Regions from separate parts of the Homo sapiens genome. Here regions 1 and 2 are each linked to region 3. A link is an interaction called in ENCODE POLR2A ChIA-PET data of the cell type or tissue named here. Cell type or tissue: GM12878. All regions are shown on one strand.

The links. Peaks named below come from ENCODE experiments on the same cell type or tissue, not always from the same donor. Only the 100,000 strongest peaks of a DNase experiment are listed, where the experiment ranks them.
Region 1: POLR2A ChIA-PET joins it to region 3 with 7 read pairs; 1 of 35 experiments calls an interaction of 5 or more read pairs at or near these places.
Region 2: POLR2A ChIA-PET joins it to region 3 with 10 read pairs; 1 of 35 experiments calls an interaction of 5 or more read pairs at or near these places.

What each region holds. Positions count from the first base shown.
Region 1 is chrX:7,261,881-7,266,880 of GRCh38, reverse strand. All of the region lies in intron 6 of STS (steroid sulfatase), which reads right to left. Among named protein-coding and RNA genes, the nearest start is that of PUDP, 120 kb to the right of the region's middle. In GM12878, no CTCF peak of the experiment used is centred here; DNase peaks (open chromatin) are centred at 2,280 and 4,950; H3K27ac peaks cover 536 bases.
Region 2 is chrX:6,850,682-6,855,681 of GRCh38, reverse strand. It overlaps a transcript of PUDP not described here. Among named protein-coding and RNA genes, the nearest start is that of STS, 290 kb to the left of the region's middle. In GM12878, no CTCF peak of the experiment used is centred here; a DNase peak (open chromatin) is centred at 2,584.
Region 3 is chrX:7,108,661-7,113,660 of GRCh38, reverse strand. All of the region lies in intron 1 of PUDP (pseudouridine 5'-phosphatase), which reads left to right. Among named protein-coding and RNA genes, the nearest start is that of STS, 37 kb to the left of the region's middle. RefSeq lists enhancers at 2,630-2,879, 2,890-2,939, 4,210-4,259, 4,410-4,479. In GM12878, no CTCF peak of the experiment used is centred here; DNase peaks (open chromatin) are centred at 2,650 and 3,240; H3K4me3 peaks cover 1,817 bases; H3K27ac peaks cover 3,800 bases.

The sequences.
Region 1 (5,000 bases), 150 kb before region 3:
AATTGGCAACCATTCCACGGTGTCCATTACACTTGAACATGTCCCATTATGTGTTACCATTTCTGCTGTGCACCTAAGTTGGATCTGTTTTGCATTGCAATGAAGACAGGGATGGCAAAACCGAAAGCTGTGATAATGGGATGACCCTACAGGGCACATACAGAGAGTTGGGTATCTCCAAGAAATTTATAATTCACTCCTTTATGCAAGAATAGCAAGGATTTCTGGCTAATTAAAGTGCATTCAGGATGACCCATCTCCTGAATTACTATACAGTGTATAACATATGGTGAGCTAATTATCCAGCTCTCTAATAATAGAAGCATCTCCCCCAGATAAATTTATCCCTGAATGAGTCAATTAGGGTGAGGGATTGTGGAGTGGATGGTTATACATTCTAAATCATCGCTCTCCTCAACTTGAAAATATGTGCTTGGAATCCCAGGCCACAAACTGGGTTTGACTAAGTGGACCTCATTTGCAAGAATCACAAACCAATGAAGCATCTTTGCCTTATGCCTCCTTGTCATTCATACCCTAATATTGCAAGCTAGCATCTCAGGAGCAAACCCTTGAGTATAAATCATATCAGTAACACAGTGTAGAGAAAGGCTATAAATTTTAGAAGTAGGAGTTTTAAATCATTTTCCTCACCACCTTTGACAGATGAACTGAGAAGCAGCTGTGTACAAATATATATATATATGTTAAAATATCTAAACAAGGCACCAGTTGTAACTGGAAATTTTTAAATTTGAAAGCATTTGAGTAAATTCCACTAATACTACCATTGCTTTGATCAGGCATTCCTTTTTCGGCTGCTGAATAACTCTACCTCCATTTCTCACAAAGGTGGTAAGACCTGGCTAAATTGCTCAGGATATTCTGGATAATGAAATAACACATATAAATGTGTCTTCAGACATTGAAAAAATGTTTTATGAACATGGTGGTGTCACCAATGTTAGGATTCTTTGGTAACATATCAAGGCCATTCTCTCAGGACCCTTGGATATTATATTTTGTGAATCAGATAACTAATCTAACACAGATAGACAGCTCTACCCAAGGATGATTGTAACAATGTGCTTTAAATCTTTGTATCTTCAGATAAAGTATGTAAGAAGCTGTTTGTGAATGTACACAGTGTACAAGATGCTAGCATTTTCACTAATATTAACCATGCTGTGAGTGCTCCAATGTGGACAATAGCCATCTACACTAGAATCACCTATTTTAAAGAAAAAATCCTTTTGTTGTAATTCAATAACCATCCCTTCAACTTTGGTGCTGCCAGAACATCTTAAATCTGTAGTTCTAAAAGAAAATCTCAGCTCTCTAATAATTAGAGATAATCAAGATTAACTTGTCAGGCTTCAATATCCTCATGATCAATAAATTTGTTTTGGTCCCCTCTCAAAATTATATACCCATTAAAATGACTTGTAATCATATGAATATTTATATACCTAATAGATTAAATAATTTCTGTCAAAATACATGTCATACAAGGTGATTCACCCTGGAAGCCAAGTATCATTTCTGACTATCCATTGTATAATGGACGCTGTATTAATCTCCACCTTGTCTCGTTTTGAGAGATTTGTGGTAGATGAAGACTGATATAAGGATGTCCAGCTTTCCCAGCAAATTTGATAAACAGCACACTGTTGTTTTCTGCCTTAAATAGGCCCAAGAGCGCCGCTCCATCTTGGAATGGCTGTGCTCCTGTTTATCAAACACAGTAAAGCTCACACACTAGGTAAGAGCATGGTCAATCATGTAGACTGTGACCCATTGATACATCATGAAATTAATTAGTTCCAAAACCAGATTATTACCAAAAAAAAAAAAAAAACAGAATAAAATGGGGTAGAAAATATTAGGGCAATCACCCTAGTAAGAGAAAGATCATTTCCATAAGCTTTTGTTTTAATCACATATCTATGTGCACCTTACTAGATGATGATATAACTGAATGATGTATCTTATAAAGTTCCAAAGCTTTTACATGAGATCACCTGTCAGCATCACCTTCTAGAAAAATCTAGGTGACAAATAACTGCAGTGTTTCTGCACAGTAGCCAAAGCTCATACATGTATATGAAACCCAGTGTTTCTTAGAGTGTCCTATGAAACACCCAGTTTAGAATGTCTTGAGAAGCTTATTAAAATGCTGATGCAAAGTCTCATTTGGAACTACTCTGTGACAGTCCCTAGAGTTCATCTTGGCCATCTTCAGCTGTAATAAGCACCTCTGGGGTTTTCCTTATGCAAAGTCTGAGGTATCACTTGTCTACCCCTGTAGTCCTGGACTCTCCCTTTTCCCTTCTTTGTCTACCTGCAGGAAGTCATAGTGATCCTACATTATACGCCACCATACACTAGGCTAGCAAAGGCCACCCTACAATGTACAGTTCTGAACCAAGCGCCATGCCCAGGAGGCAGGTGGTCAGCCCTGCAATGCCTGCATCTGGCTGTGTGGGCTGACCACGGGCACTAACTCTGCAGTATCTCTGTACAAATAATACTGGAAATAAATGTTCAGGAGTGTGACTGACAGCTTGAAGTCTTCCTTCCTCTCTTAGGAATTGCACGACATCCTTCACCATGCCATTTTGCTGTGAGCAGAATCCGAGAGGTTTCTGCAGTCTCTGGCACCTGGGTAAGACAGGCTGTCAGCATGGGCATGACATGATGGAGCTATGGTTACTCACAGATCCCAATGTTTACCAAGGACAGGCACCCAGACAACAGGCATATTGCCCAAGAACGACTCATAACCCCTCCAGCAAGTGCCTGTCAGCCCAAACCTGTGAAAATCATGACAAATAGCTCATGTCTTACCTGAATTCTGATAGATCTATAAATAGTTGCTTAAAGGACTTTTAGTGGCTATTATCCAACCCTGGGCAGAAAATTCTTTATTCTTTACATTAATACTTGCTGCTGCTGTACATGTATATCTCCTATAGCTTCCCTTGGAAATCAATTTCAATAATTTATCTCTTTGTAAATTAAATACATATGTGTGTAAAGCACACACACACATATATATACACAAACACACACACATATATACACACACATATTTACACATACATATATATATACACACACAAACGCAACACAACACCAAACTATAGATTTTCTTTACTCTATTTTTCTCTGATGAAAATATTAAAATACCAATAAGCAGTATACTTCACATCAATGCTTCAAGTACAGACATGCATCATATAGTGACAGGGATATGTTCTGAGAAATGTATCATTAAGCAATTTCATCATTCTGCAAACATCGTACAGTGCACTTACACAAGCCTAGATGGTATAGCCCACTGCACACCCAGGCTATATGGTAAAGCCTATTACTCCTAGGCTACAAACCTGCACCGCATGTGACTGTACTGAGTACTGCAGGCAACTGCAATGCAATGGCAAGTATTTATCTAGACATATGTACACATAGAAAAGGTACAGGAAAAAATACAGTATAAAAGATACAAACGTGGCCGGGCGTGGTGGCTCATGCCTGTAATCCCAGTACTTCGAGAGGCCGAGGCGGGTGGATCATTTGAGGTCAGGAGTTCGAGACCAGCCTGGTCAACATGGTGAAACCCTGTCTCTATTAAAAATACAAAAATTAGCTGGGCGTGGTGGCACACACCTGTAATCCCAGCTACTTCAGAGGCTGAGGCAGGAGAATCACTGAAACCCGGGAGGGGGAGATTGCAGTGAGCCGAGATCGCACCACTGCACCCCAGCCTGGGCAACAGAGCGAGACTCTATCTCAAAAAAACAAAAAAGATACAAACGTACAGCTGCATAAGGCAGCTCCATTATAATCTCATGGGACTTCTGTCATATACGTGGTCCATTGTTGACCAAAATGTTATTATGCGGTACATGTCTGCAATCCAAATTTTTATAATAAAATAGCCCCTTTAGTTTACACCTATCTATAACCTTGGGCAAATTCCTTCAACCTCCACTCACATAGCTGTAATATCAATTCTTTTTTAAAATTCCAAGGCTGGTGTTGATTTTTCTCCTGGTGTGCCTACCTTTTTTACTTACAAATGTCTGTTAAATATTAATTTGCCTAGAGTCTGCACTAACTAGATGTTTGCTCACATGTTCTTTTATTCTTTTGTTGCAGAGTCTGCCCTTTCTCTCCAGCTGTTCATGAGATTTCCATGGGGCTTTATTAAATGTCAGCAATTTCCAAATGCAGTCCTCTGTTCCAGGTTCACCCAAGCACTGCAACTTTTATCCCTCTGACATACTTAGCTTCTCATAAAATTTCATCTGAAATATTCCTCAGCTTTAAAACAAATTTGAAAATCACTGTTTGCAGTAGGAAAATCACTGCTATATGTTCAGCAAGGCCGTTTCATTTTCTTCTTCCTGAAGACATGGGGAGACTGCCTCTTAGCCCCATGTCAAGTCAGGGTGGAGACATGGGGCCTGGTCTACATGCTGACCCCTGGGTCAGTGAAGTAACAAAAAGCCCCCAAGGGACCCTTCAACTCTTTTCTCCTGTGGACGCTACTGGGAAGGCCATCTATTGAGATGACAGAACCACAAGATATTAGCAACCTGGATCCCTGAGTCTCCTCATGGAGCAAAGCTTCCCTAGAGCATCACCCAACCAGCAATAGATTTTGCATGGGCAAGAAACAAATCTTCAAGTGTTAATCCACTGAGATTTTGTCAGTCTTCACTGACAAAAACAGAAACTGGCAGCAGAAGTTGGATGTTAACCAAAATAAAAACTTAAATTGTGTGGTGCTCCCTCAGCCGTTGGGCAGCTAGTACATAGAATACTCTCTGGAGCCAAGTCCCAGAGGCTGAAACTGAGAATACTTAAAATGACCAATGACCAGTTTATATATTTCACAGTTCAATGACAATTTAGATTTTAACAAAATCTGTCAAAACTGAGAGGCGGTGTGAACTATAAGAACTAATCATTCTATTTGTGTCTCATTTTTAGAA
Region 2 (5,000 bases), 260 kb after region 3:
ATCCTAGCATCTGTCAGTGTCTTTCAAAACAATTGTTCCCCCGACTACATTTTTTAAAATGCTGGTCAAAAGTGTTGTGGCCACTCAAAGTGATGTTTGAATTGAATATAGACGGAGGATTCAAACTAAAGACTCAGTATCTAATGGGGATTGGGGGCTTGTAGGACATAGCATGGATAAACATCTAAGACAGGGAAGGGAAGGCTACCAGCTCTATGAGGGCATCGAGGGAAGCCCAGCAAATTGCAGAGGTTAGGGACATCAACACCTGTGTAGTCAAAAATTCAAGTATAACTTTTGGCTCCTTAAAAACTTAAACTATTAACAGCCCACTGCTGACCAGAAGCCTTACTGATAAGATAAATGGTCAATTAAAATATGGGATTTATAAATTATGTGTACTATATACCGCATTATTGCAATGAGTAAGCTAGAGAAAAGAAAATGTTATTAAGAAAGTCATAAAGAAGAGAAAATACATTTACTATTCATTAAGTGGAAGTGGATCATCATAAAGGTGTTCATCCTCCTTATTCTCACTTTGAGGAGGCTGAAGAGGAGGAGGAAGAGGAGGGGTTAGTCTTGCTGTCACAGGGGTGCAGAGGTGGAAGGAAGTCCACTGATACTTGGATCCTCACAGCTTAAACTCATTGTTCAAGAGTCTACTGTAACTCATTTAAAAAACTAAGTCTCATGAAATTATACCAAGGTGTCAATTTTACTTTTGCAAACTAGAGAGTTGAACTTGAAATAGATAATGCACATTTATCTTCTTTAACTTTCTTTAACCTTTAACCTTATTGAACAAGGAGTTTGAGGATCCACTTATCAGTGAACTTCCTTCCACCTCTGCACCCCTCTGACAGCAAGACTAACCCCTTTTCTTCCTCCTCCTCTTCAGCCTCTTCAACGTGAGAACAAGGAGGATGAAGACCTTTATGATGATCCACTTCCATCAAATGAATAGTAAATATAGTTTCTCTTTCTTATAACGTTCTTAATAACATTTTATTTTCCCTAGATTATTTCATTGCAATAATACAGTATATAATACATAAAATATATGTTAATTGGCCATTTATAGTATCAGTAAGGCTTCTGGTCAACAGTAAGCTGTTAGTAGTTAAGTTTTTGGGGAGCCAAAAGTTATATTTGAATTTTTGACTAAACGGGGAGTTGGTGCTCCTAACCTCTGCAATGTTCAAGGGTCAGCTCTATTTAGAAAGGGCTTAGCACTGGATTGAAAAAGTGGATTTCAATTTTGAAATTCGACAAAATTACACAGACCAATCTTTGTAACCTGAGATGACTGGTAGTAAGTAGCTCCACATTTCTAGCAGATTTTTTTTCTTTTTTTCTGATTCTGAATGTTTTGAAAGTTGGAATCCTAATTTCTTTAAAGAGTGTATGCATCACAATTGCTCTGGGATAAAAAGTAGTCTATGAGTCAGAGTGTTAAAAAAGAAAAACTGCATGTGAAAGTAGAGTGGTCTTTATTTGATATACACATTATAGAAGATTAAAAACTAAAGGAGATGGAATATTGTTCAGTTATAAAAAGGAAGGAAGTACTGATATGTGATACAACATGGAGGGACCTCAAAAACATGCTCTGTAAGACCAGGTGTGGTTCCTCATACCTATAATCCCAGCACGTTAGTAGGCTGAGATGGGCAGATCACTTGAGGCCAGGAATTCAAGACCAGCTTGGGCAACATGACAAAACCCCATCTCTACTAAAAATACAAAAATTAGCTGGGTGTGGTGGTGCATGGCTGTAGTCCCAGCCACTTGGGAGGCTGAGGCAGGAGAATCACTTGAGCCCAGGAAGGGGAGGTTGCAATGAGCCAAGACTGCGCCATTGCACTCCAGCCTGGGAAACAAGACAGAAACATTGCCTTAAAAAAAAATTTAAAAACATGCTCTGTAAAAGAAGCCAGACACAAAAGACCACATATTGTATGATTTCATTTATATGAAATATCTATAATTGACAAATCTACAGAGATGGAAAGGAGATTGGTGGTCCTCGGGAGTGAGGGACTGGGAGAATGGGGATTGACCATTTAGTGGTATGAGTTTTCCTTTACAGGTGACAAAAATGTTCTGGAAGTAGATAGTGGTGATGGTTGCATAACAGTGAATGCACTAAATGCCATGGAATTAATTGCACACTTTAAATTGTTAATTTCATGTTATGTGAGCTTAATCCCAATTAAAAAAAAAAACACACACAAAAGGGGGGAATATTTTCAGAATTGACAAGACCACTTACTGTTCATGGATACCAGTGACTTTGGACTTGGGAGCTATGGGAGGAAATTTTTAACATGAGCCCGGAATTCCCACCAAGTTGCCATAATGACTATGTTCCATGTGAGAGAGGAGAAAGAAAAAAACCCCATCAGGCAGGCAGGCAGTTAAGGTGGGTCTTCTGTTGAGTTCTTTCAAACAAAAGAACAGCCTGTAGACATAGATAAGGGAACTTGCACAGGGGGGCTTGCCTAAGACATGCCGACAGCTGCATAGATAACAAAGTCTACACAGGTGACTTGCCCAGACGTGCCTACAATGGAAAATTCTGTCCCCTGACACATGAGCAATAAGAGGAGCAAAGCAATGTGGAGTCTAAGGGCTTGCATGTGCATTAGTAGGAAGTGGTGGAGCTACCAGAAATGTGTGCCTTATGCAAAAGAGATGCCTGGCCCTCATCAGTTTCCTATAAAAGCCGTTGCATTCAACTGTAAAAGTGGTAACCCTTTTCCAGATCCCCTCTCTGCAGCAGAGAGCTTTCTTCTTTCACTTATTAAACTTTTGTTCCAACCTCATCCTTTGTATCCATGCTCCTCAATTCTCTTGGTTGTGAGACAAAGAACTCCGGGTGATACCTCACAATGAGAGACTGCTACATTGTGGTACATTGATGAGACTGTAACACATGGATGATACATTAAATATATTAGTCTCTTTATTAAAAAATATTAAAAATAGTGTTTACAAATATTAAAGATATTAGTCTATTTTAAAAATCACCTCTTGTTTTCTCTCTTTCTGAATAAAATGACGTGAGCTTAATGAATGGTTTTCACAATTATTGTTTGAGAATGAATTTGCAATCATTTAGTGAAGTTGGCTGTTTTACAAAACTTAAGCACTTTTTTAAGCTATAAACAGACCCTAAGGAGCATGAGGATCATGGAGCTGGATGGCTTTGTCCTTTTCCTGGTGAGCCCTACACCCAAGTGCTGTAGGTTGGCTGCAGAGCAGACAACACCCCTGCCAGCCTGCAAATACCATCAGCAGCTCTGGCTGCTGGGACCCAGCAAAGGGATGCTGAGTATGCATCAGCCCGATTGGCCTTGCAAAGTTGATCTTACCCTGACAGGAACACATTACATTCTAATTTTGGGGGTGTACTGAGTGAATTCTGCCTGACACCAGTATGCCCTTCCAATGTCTTGCAGGGAGAGCTGGACTTGTGGGTGGAGACCATGCTGTGTCTCTCTTATTTCTGCTGTTTCTCCTGTAGCCATGCACAGAGTAGGTGCTCCTGGAATTATGCAAGCCTGCTGGTCAAATGCATCTGTACAGGTTGTTACTTTCTTCTGCATGAATTCCTCAGCTGTCAGTAGAAAAAGACCAGAGGCTTTATTTGACATATAGAAATGAAGACATTGTCATCTGCCTTACCACATGTTCCAAATTCATTCTTCAGAAACACCCTTGGAGCTGTTGGAAACAGTCAAAATTAGTTAGTATTAAGGCACCGTAGACTTGGAAAAGGTTTCTGGGGATGATGTGGTATCACTCCATCATTGCATGGACAAAGGGACTGGTGACTTGGCCAAGGTTTTTTGCTATTGGGAGTGGAGCAAGAGTTGGACTCTGTGTCCCTGATTCCACAGTTGGTGGTGCCTGTGTTAAGGTGATACCCATATTGCTTTCTGGTTTTCAGTGCCCATGGGATAGCTGTGGTGTGACATTCTTATGGTAGCCTTCTTTTGTGGCCACATCACAGAAGATACGTATGATAGAGTTTATCATTGTGTGTTACATGCTAAAATGGTTTAAAATGCCCTGTAATTATCGTAACTAGGAAATAACATTTCAAAATAATGCAATTAATAAGGTTTATTGTATATGCATAGCATCTAATTCCTCGCTCCCTTCTCTCTCTCTCTCTCCCTTTCTCTCCATCTTCCTCTCTTTCATCCCACCCCACCAAGGAAAAATTATAATAAGATTCTGTTCTACCCCACTTTATTTTAACAATGACAAAGTGCCACCTGCAAGATGTACATCATAACCGACACGTCTGCAATCTTTGGTAATGAGATTCTGAACAGAAGAAATGAAGGATAACGTCTAATTGCTTTCACTTCTCTAGAAATCTTCAGACAAATTTTAACATCTGGCATTGTATCATTGCTTGAAAAGTGATTGGATTTTCTGAGAGCAGCCCTTTCCTGATTTTGCAAATTCTCCTCCCTCTTCAAAGATGCTTCAGAATTCAAGAAAGGAAATAATGATCTTTTCATATAAACGTGATTTTTCTTTGATAGATTCTAGGAGGTGTCTTCTCTTAAAGAATGGTAATTTTCCAGGGGAAGAGATTTCAAATATATATTTATATATCTGTATGATTGCAAAGCCTACAAATAAGTTAGATGCCTGGGAGATGTGATTAAAAATGAACTTTTCAAAATATTCAATGGATTTTTCCCTTTATCTTTTTCCCTAAGGAGGCTACACTATTACTGTCAGATGAATAATCATATGACTGTGTATTTTATTTTCCTATATAGTACATCATGTCTACATTGGGTTGTTGGGTTAACCTCAGATTAATGTTTCTGTATATGTCTCCAGAGGGTGACTCTACCAGGTGTCAGCTATTTTCATTTAAATGTGTGTATTTGGCAACAGCAAATGTGCATGGCTATACATCTTTGGAGAAGCCCTAAAGAATACTGCTAATTTTTCACTCCTTCGGGGATTAT
Region 3 (5,000 bases):
GTCAAAATGGTTCAGAAAAATGACACCACCACTTCTATCAAAATGTACTGGATGTTGGGTTTTTTAATTAAAGCAACTTCACTTTAAAATGTGGTTTTACACACATTCAAAACACTGCTGACCCTCTTTCCTCAGCTGCCATTAAGGTGCTTAGCCCTTCCGAGGAAGCTAAGGCCTTGTGAAGCTGTCACTCATTGGGTGACTAGCACCCTGCCCGGTGGCACCAGCCCCGCACTCGCCCACACCATGGCCTCCATCTTTGTTTGAGCTCACTTGCATCTACTCGGCCCTCATTCTACAGTGCAGTGTGGTGACCATCACATAAGACCGTCGCCCTCATTAAAGCAGCTAGTGTAAATGGTGAAACTTTTGGGCCTGACCTGTTTGCAAGGGCCTGGCCAGTGTCAACATCGGGAGCCTTTTTGGTAGCATGGGGGCTGGTGGACCTGTACCTACAGGCAGTTCTGCCCCTGTACCATTTCCCCAGCCAGAGTCAACATTGGGAACCTCCTCTGCAGCAGCATGGGGGCTGCTGGACCTGTACCTGTAGGCAGTCCTGCCCCTCCACTGCTGCCCCAGCTGAGCAGAAGGAAGTGCAAGCAAGGAAAGAAGCATCTGAGGGATCTACTTAGGACACGGGCTTTAATCTTTTTGAAGAAACCTCTTTTGTAACATGATCAGTGAAAAGCTGAACTCTTGGCTGGGCACCGTGGCTCACACCTGTAATCCCAGCACTTTGGGAGTCCATAGTGGGAGGATCACTCCAGGCCAGGAGTTCAAGACTAGCCTGGGCAACATAGGGAGACCGTGTCTCTACAAAAAAAATTAAAAATCAGCCTGGTGTGGTGGCGCACACCTGTAGCCCCAGCTACTTGGGAGGCTGAGGCGGGAGGATCACTTGAGCCCGGGGGGTCAGGGCTGCAGTGGGATGTGATCACCCTACTATACTCAGGTGAGACCTTGTCTCAAAAAGAAAAGCTGAACTCTTAAAACGTGCACACACACAGTCAGCTAACATCTTCATAACTGTCAGATTGTGACAATTTGATTCTAACTCAAGATCAGCCTTTCTTGTAGTTTATTTTGTGTCTTTAAGGAACTAGCCTATCTAACACAAAACACTGGCTTTAAGTTTTTTCTCTTTTTTGTAATTGGGAATAAAAATTATGCTCAAGATACATCAAGATTAGTTTTGGAGAAAAAAAGCATTAAGTAGATTCAGTTGTGCAAGATGCACAAAGTGTAACTTCATAAGTAAGCGGTCACAAACTCGGGTTCATAATCCGTTACCCAAAATCTATGGAGCCAGATGTATTTAAATATAGGTTATTTTTAAAAGGTATTAGAATTCATATGTTCCATGACACAGAACGTTCTCAGGCAGCACCCGTAATCAAATCCATTAGTATTTCTATAGGGAAGTGCTTGAAGAGTCGCACTAAGTATGATAAATGTGGACCATTAAAACCACCTCATGCTAGCCCAGTACAGATTTTGCAGTGTTTTCAGAAGCTTTTGGGTTATGGAATTGGGAACAGAGGCTGTGTTTGTTCCTCTGCAGCCCCGGCAATTAAGAAGTGTTTGTGAAGCTGGTTTAATGTGCCTAGCAGGTGTGATGTATTGGTGAATTCCAAATAATTGATAGTTTTGTTTGCTTTTTTTTTTTTTTAAGCAAAATATTTGGTAGGAGGCACTTTAGTTTCTCAAGTTCAATAGCTGTTTGCTCTTACTGGAGCGTTGCTGTTAAGGGAGACAGCAGATCTTGTCAATTCCCTATAACTCACGGTTAACAAAAGCATTCCCTAATGATTCCATATGTTGATGCTCAGAGGTAATTCTGGGCCAAGCGCTCAGAGCACAACACAGATTATTTCACTCCATGGACGCAACCGCCTAGAAGGTGTGTGGCATGACTACATCATTAGGATCCCATTTTAGAGGTGTGCAAGCCAAGGTCCAGCAGGCTTATAAGACCTGCAGTATGAATAGGATCCTCATTTTATAGGTGCTTTACCCAAGGCTGCTAGCTTCCAGAGTTTCCGGCTAGAAAGCTGCAGAGTTGGGGTTTCCCGAAAGACCACCAGGCTTTAGAGGACCTGGCTTCACTGCCTGGGCTGCCTGCCACCTCCCACACCTAAAGCATCTCCCCCCGCCCCACCCCACCCCCAGCTTTAAGGCCACCCCCGCTCTGCAGGTCAGCGGCTATTAAATACATTTCTCCAATAAACATCGTATGTTAGACAGGCTAAGAAACTTGTCCCAGGGCGTGCAGCTGAGCTGGGAGTTTTCTGCAGGTCTCTTGGGTCCCCAAAGCCCTAGGTCTTGTATGAACATGAGGGTAGGAGCAAAATCAGGCCTTCCCATGTGTATTAATGTTACTCTGTTCTCACACTGCTATAAAGAACTTCCCTGAGACTGGGTATTCTGTAGAGGAAAGAGGTTTAATTGACCCACAGTTCCACATGGCTGGGGAGGCCTCGGGAAACTTACAGTCATGGCAGAAGGGGATGGCAAGGCAGCAGGAGAAAGGGGCAAAGGAGGCACTTGCAAACACTTATAAAACCTTCAGATCTCACTATCACGAGAACAGCATGGGGGAAACCACCCCAACGATCCAATCACCTCCCTCCCTCCACACTTGGGGATTACAGTTCGAGATTGTCAGGCCTCTGAGCCCAAGCTAAGCCATCATATCCCCTGTGACCTGCACGTATACATCCAGATGGCCTGAAGCAACTGAAAAACCACAAAGTGAAAATAGCCACTTCCTGCCTTAATGGATGACACTCCACCATTGTGATTTGTTCCTGCCCCACCCTAACTGATTGACCTTGTGACACTCCTTCTCCTGGACAATGAGTCTCAGAAGCTCCCCCACTGAGCACCTTGTGACCCCCACCCCTGCCCGCAAGAGAACAACCCCCTTTAACTGTAATTTTCCACTACCTACCCAAATCCTATAAAACTGCCGCACCCCTATCTCCCTTTGCTGACTCCTTTTTCGGACTCAGTCTGCCTGTACCCAGGTGATTAAAAAGCTTTATTGCTCACACAAAGCCTGTTTGGTGGTCTCTTCACAGGGCTGCATGTAACAGATGAGATTTAGGTGGGGACACAGCCAAACCGTATCACCATATGTGCTTCTTAATGACAGTTGGCTCAAGGTGTTTTCCCCGTAAATAACGCAACTCACAGTTATAAAATTGAAGATAGGTCCCCATTTGCATGGTAAGCAGGTACAGCTCCCTGAGAGAGCAGTTGGGGAGAAACCCTCGCTTTTTATATCTTTGTTGGGTAAAACATCAACCACTGTGCCTCAGGGGCGGACTTAGTGAGCATTTAAGATACATTTTCAGTTATAAAATGTTACTTGATTTGCAGCAATTACCCAGTCTCCGCCTTAGACAGAAACTTAGAGGCCATCGGCCTAGACTTCCTCCAGGCACAGGGCTTCCATAACAGTTGAATTAATTTAAGCCTTAATGCCTCCCATAAGCCCCCGGGAACTCAGGCTGCCTCTGAGGATGAAAACACCCGCCAGTCTTTGGGCCCCAGCCTGGGGCACCCTGTAGCTTCTTCAGAGCTTCCACCTCCCTGCCAGGCTCTCCCCCTCCCCATGCTGCCCTTGCAGCTACTACAGAAGCTGCTCTCAACATGCCACACAGATTCCAGCTGGGAGGAGGGGAGTGGTCACAGTCACAAGGGATATTTTCTAATTCTCCTAAGGAGGGTAGTAGTGTATGTGGCCCTAGCATGTTAAAAACAATATGACCTTTCCTGGTAAAAAGGACCCTGAAGCAATGTTAAAGCTGCAAGCTTGTTAGTAAGCAGGGAAGAATATCCATCTGATGGCCCTAGTGCAAGTGTTTTATGCTCCTTTATTTTATTTCAGCATTTTTCCTTTCACAACGCTGTCCCTTTAAGTGTGCCATCATCAACAGCTGTAGTTATCATTTGATCTGAGGAGTTTAATTACTTGTTTAGATCCTTTCTTATTCCACGGATTTAGGATTATTTTATCTAAATGGTGAGGAAAAGTGTCTGTCTGCACAGTCCCCTACAGATTTATAATCCCACAGTTCTGTGTCTTTTAAATTAAAAGCTCCATGACATTTTAAGCTTTAAATAAACACTGTTGGAAGCATTTTTAGAGGATACAGCTGTTTTCCTGCCTTTGTCCACACTCCTTTCTTCCTGTTCGCACACTCGCCTTAGTCAGAGTTCCACGGAGCACCTCCATCGTCCTGCCTGCCCTCTGTTCTGTTCCTTCACTCGGCTTTTCAAACCCGACAGTGGTGTCTCACTTGTTCGATGCCTGCAGTTTCCTTTTGTCAATCTTCCTCTCTCAACTACTAGAACAAACACTCAAGGAAGTAAAATGTGCCGCCTCACTGCCAATCCGTCCATCTCCTTGCCCTGAGAGCCTTGGCTCTTTCTCCCCCTCACAGAGAAGAAGAAAATAAAAGGAGCGCTCATGCCTGGGTAACCCTCCCTTAGAGGAGGCTTTTCACCACTCAGCTGTTGAGGAGGAGGGTGGGCCAGCCCTTCCTTCTGTTCTGCAGCTTCTGTAGGGAGACCGAGTGCAGGATGGAATCCAGGAAGCCTTGAGTTACTCAGGTTGTTACTTGAACTTCGACTTCTACAAACCAGCCCAGACTTTTCTAAGAGTCCTGTCTTTTGTACTCTCCTAAAGGGCTTTGAGCCCTCCATTCAGGGATTGGGCCTTCACAGTCTGCAGTATCCAGAACGGTGGAGGTTCTGAGGTTTGTTTGGTGTGTTTTACAGCAAACTTAATAAAATACAGCTTGTGGCCAGGCGCAGAGGCTCATGCCTTAATCCCAACACTGGGAGACCGAGGCTGGAGAATCACTTGAGGCCACCAGTTTGAGACCAGCCTGGGCCACAGGGCAAGGCATCCCATGTCTACAAACAAAAAAATAAATGAAAAAAATACAGCTTGTGGTAGAAAAGCAAGGAGAAAAATATTATAGTGCTGAAAA